Regions from separate parts of the Homo sapiens genome. Here region 1 is linked to region 2. Evidence: read pairs that join two places in POLR2A ChIA-PET (ENCODE). Cell type or tissue: endothelial cell of umbilical vein. All regions are shown on one strand.

Region 1 (2,500 bases), 87 kb after region 2:
TCAAGGCACTTTAAATAGGCACTTTGACACTTTCTACCTAAAGCATCTTAACTGACACAAATATTAATACTTACCCCACAGCATTGTTTGAGGTTGTTTTTAAAATGAGATGCTTATAAAGAAGTATGCATCTTACAATACAGAGTACAGATCACATAATAAGTGTAAAGTTGACGATATGTTTACTCTGATAATGGTGCCCAAAGGACTTGACCCAAAGCAGCATTATTATCTTCCATTAATTTCAAGAGGTTAAAGACAGCCCTTAGAAATTCCAACCTTACTTAATCACAGATGGGACTCAATCATTGGATCTCTGCCTTCAACTATACCTCAGCATTCAGTAGAAGATTTCATAGATACTACTTTGAAAGAGAAAATTCTTTTTGTTGTTCTCATATCACCTTATCTAAACTTTAAGAATAGCCTCCATTCTAAGATGTTAATAAACAAATTCATCTTTTCCCTTTTCTATATTATTCATAACTCTTTAAATTTGAAATTTTTTTCTCAATTTTAAGTCCTTTCAGACTCAGTCCCATCTTTCTTAAGGTCATGCCAAACAAATAATGATGTTTGAAATCTAATTACCAATTCTGACATCAAAAAGCATGAAAAAAAACTGAAGAGAACATTCGGGGGAGAAAAAAACCAACAACAAAAATAAATGCTTGATTATATTTTAGGTAGTCTGTTTTTATCCCTGACCATATGCTTTATTTCTGAATGTCTCTTTTCCTTCCAGAAAGGGAGGTACTTTACGGCAATCCCAGAGCTTGTGACACAAGGTAATACAGCTCTCAGCAATCAACAATGTTGTATGATAGGACTTCCATGTAATGCAATTATAAACAATCAAGCTAAAACATTAGGCATCCTTCTTGTTTAGGGTGACTTATAAATATAAATCTGAGCTGGAGAAATGAAAGCAAGCACAAGCCAAATTGTCTTAACTTCCCCATGGTATACATGTAATGTTTTCTTTTTTCAGGTTTCTGTTTACATATTCTTAGTTCTTTTCCATTTTAATGACTAAGCAATGAGTAGCTTGATTTACTAAATCTAACTAGAAAAAATTTCATTGGCTCAAGGCCAAAGTTTTGAGTCAAGAAGAGAGAAACTTGAAACTATAGACTAGATGTCCAAGTTCTGTGACTCAATTCTGCACTGGGATCTAGTAAAACTCATTTAGCAACTAAGCTCTCCATGCCCAGTTGTGAATCACTCAATCACTGCACCAAGAGAAGCAGCTATGATGACTGGTTTTACCTCCATGTGAGGGGTACTGATTGAGTTTCATTTCTTCATTCATTCATTCATTCACTCACTCATTTACATCATTTCCTCATGCATTTATTCCATACTTTTTTCATTTCCTTTTTTTTTTTTTTTTTTTTTTTTTTTTTTTTTTTTTTTTTTTTAAGATGGAGGCTTGCTCTGTTGCCCAGGCTGGAGTGCAGTGGCATGATCTTGGCTCACTGAAACCTCCACCTCCTGGGTTCAACTGATTATTCTGCCTCAGCCTCCTGAGTAGCTGGGACTACAGGTGTGTGCCACCATGTCCAGCTAATTTTTGTATTTTTAGTAGAGATGGGGTTTCACCATGTTGGCCAGGCTGGTCTTTCTGAAAAAACACACATTTACCCGTCCAAATTCAAAGAATGGACTCAGAGGCACAGTGAAAGTGAGACTTCTAATAGCAGTCTTGCAAGATGGGTGTCTGGTAGGCAGGCACACCCAGGGCAGTTACAGCAGATAATTTATCTCCCAGCACACAAGTTCTTCTCCCAGTTCCTCATTGGTCGAGTACTATGGGGTTACAATCTTCCTGGACGTCGCCTAAGTTTCATTATTCCCCTTATAAGGTTATACCCTGGCCCCCTTCCCTGGTTAAGTTTCAATTTCCCAATAACAAAACTTTCTTCCCTTTTATGGGCTGACCCCTCCTCTACATTCTGTTCACTTATTGTGACCTTTTAGGTGCATGAGCTGTGCCATTTGTTACATCCACAAGCTGGCTGCCAGTACTTAGATTTATCATGCCTTGAAAATGGACCATTTAAAATGTTTTCCCAGTCTTGAACTCCTGACCTCAGGTGACCTGCCAGCCTCAGTCTCCCAAAGTGCTGGGATTACAGGTGTGAGCCACTGCACCAGGCCTATTTCATACTTTTTCAACAAACAACTTTTAATTACTATGTGAAAGGCACCTTTCTAATTAGGATGATAGAGAAATAAACAAAATAGAAACAAAAAAATCTCTTTTTTCATGGAGATTATGCTTAACGGGGAGGCAACGGTGTTCTGGCAAACCACCTCTCCAAAATAAAAGCCCTCATTGGTAGCATTTGCCAATTTCCATGGTGTAAATACTCCCACTATGGATAATCAGCTCGCAAAACTCCCAAATAGTTAGCAATTTTCTTTTGCAAACTAGAGTAAGCAGGCTCCCTATACCACTGGTGGGAGATTAGACAATAAATAAGTAAAATATGTAGTC
Region 2 (2,500 bases):
TTCAACATCTAGTTTCTTCTTGTTGAATTAGATTCACAGTGTCTATTTAAATTTGCCAAATCAGAGTACAATAGATGTTAGTGCAGACGAACATCATTATATAGAACTCTAATAAGAAAACTGATGTTTATGAAGCAAACAAATCATTTCATTAAAAATCTTTGCTGTAAAATTCATGTAAATAAACTACTTAAAATATTTCTTTAATAAAAATTCCATGTTTCATAAGATTAACTACCATGTTATTACCAACTGTTGGCTTTTGGAAATTTTGTAGTTTCAATTAGATTAAAGTATCAAGCAGTGTACAAGCCTGAAATATTTAAAAATTTTAAATACTTCAAAACAAAAAAATACTTATAATACTGAGATATCATCAAAATATGCTATTCTGGTCTTTTTTATCTTAAAAGGAATATATTTCTCATGAAAATGAAGCATGATTGTAAAAATTGTTTCACTTAATGGAGCCATGACTATTCTTTCTATAGTTAAGGTTCTTTTTAAGTAAGTTAAAAGTTGTGGCAGATTCTATTATGGTTCACTGAGTCTCATTCTTTGAGCTATGTAATTGAATGATCACTTGAAGTAAAAACATGGCAGCATCTATCAATCAAAAGAGTCCTATGCTTTCAGAGATCAAGAATCAACTGCCAAGGAAGACTCATCCTAAAAGGGGCCCATTTGCAATTGGTGTTACAGTGAATCCAATGAATAAAAAGGTGATTTCACTAATAAGATGTATAAGACAATTTCTGGGACTCCAGTTGGCCGTGCATTCTTATGTTTTTTTTAAATCCAATTTCATTGTTGTATTTTCAGTTATATGCTGTACTTCTGAAGGAAAAAACTAATACAAAAAGTAGTCAACGAGATCCAGATAAAACTAATTGAAATTCACAATGTACTTGTCATTTTGCCAATAGCATTTTTTTTAAATGACAAAACCTAATCAAAGTAATCTGTGACTGAAATCAACCACAGGAAAATGTGTCAGAAGGACTTTTCAAACATGAAATACACACGTTTGCCTAAAGATGCAATGAACCTTACATTGTTGACTTTTGAATTCAGCTCTGTTTGTTATACAGTCATTATATACTTATTCAGGAAGCAGATTTTTTTTAAAAAAATCTTTTTCCTTCTAACTATTGCAGCTGCTTCTGCCAAGCAATAAAAGTTGCTAGAGAAATCATATATACACATACATGTAAAATTAGGGAAACAAGCTGCTTTATTGCCCTGATTTAAAATAAGCTCAATCAGTAGAAAAGATAAATGCTATAATATACAGCTTGATGAGCAGCTGAGGGCAAAAATATACTCAGATGCAGTTTTAGAATTCAGGAGATATCTTACTCAATGATGTTTGAATGAGATGAAGGACATTTCTTCTCTTAATTTTTCTAAACCACTGAGTAAACAAGTGGAATTTATGTGAAGAATATAACCCAAAATAGACAGACATGTAAAAATTTCTTAAATATGATCCTGAGACTATAAAGAGAGAAAAGGACTTGCTCTTATTTGATTCAAATGTATAAAATTATATGATTTAAAAAATCCTAATTATGAGAAGTTATTGATTAAAGGATAATTTTCAGAAGTCAGCAAGAAAATGTAATTATACAAAACTGATTGTTAACAATCACCTTTAGTAGGAAAACAAATACATCAGCTATATTGCAGGGCAAAAATTAAAATACAAAGAAATAAAAGTATAAAGATTAAATGAATGGGCATTTTAAACAACATCTCAAAGGCCTAGGGAAAAGACATTGAAAATATTTTAAAAATATGAAAATAGTCTTACTCTTGACGGTCGCTGTCCGGGTACAGTTGTAAAGAATAGCCAATTCCCCAAACACTTTTCCTGGACCCATGGTACACAACTTCACACCTTCTTTTGTAACTTCAACCTTACCATCTAAAAAGGAGGAGGGAAAAACATGTTATATAAATTATTTCTCATGCTTCATTTGTTGCATTTTTAATGTGAAGAGGAGTGTTAGGCTCATTTGTAAAAATGCAGTTACCAATTAAAACAAAGTCACCACGAGGCAGCGCAAGAAATAAAACAAAATATGGAAGTTAAGAAAAGTACATATTTTCTTAAATTTACTACTGAAAAGATTTGATATGAGATCCAAAGAAACAACAAGAAAATATAGAGACAAACAGGCAAACATAATATTATTCCAAATCTGTTATTAGTAAACCACAGTAATTCCAATTTTAACGTAATTTTGAATCTGAAAGAAAACTTGAGTAAGTGGTACATTTTCTACAGCACACTTCATACTTGAAAATTCTCATTAGTAAGGCAGCTATTATGAAGAGGGGAATTACTTTGACCCTTTGCCATTATTTAATTCTGCTCATGGTATCTTTTTATTTAAAACATCTTGCCTGACTTGGCCAAGACTGTCTTATCTGCTTCCTAGCTCTGCAATGTTAACTGTAGGAAAAAACAAACTACAAGGGTTGAGGGAAAAGAAAG

Evidence for each region. Peaks named below come from ENCODE experiments on the same cell type or tissue, not always from the same donor. Only the 100,000 strongest peaks of a DNase experiment are listed, where the experiment ranks them.
Region 1: POLR2A ChIA-PET joins it to region 2 with 10 read pairs; 2 of 35 experiments call an interaction of 5 or more read pairs at or near these places.

What each region holds. Positions count from the first base shown.
Region 1 is chr10:51,380,178-51,382,677 of GRCh38, reverse strand. All of the region lies in intron 2 of PRKG1 (protein kinase cGMP-dependent 1), which reads right to left. Among named protein-coding and RNA genes, the nearest start is that of MIR605, 82 kb to the right of the region's middle. In endothelial cell of umbilical vein, no CTCF peak of the experiment used is centred here; a DNase peak (open chromatin) is centred at 1,097.
Region 2 is chr10:51,467,150-51,469,649 of GRCh38, reverse strand. It overlaps PRKG1 (protein kinase cGMP-dependent 1), which reads right to left. Exons shown (of 18, transcript NM_006258.4): 3 at 1,814-1,927. Among named protein-coding and RNA genes, the nearest start is that of MIR605, 170 kb to the right of the region's middle. In endothelial cell of umbilical vein, no CTCF peak of the experiment used is centred here; DNase peaks (open chromatin) are centred at 989 and 2,499.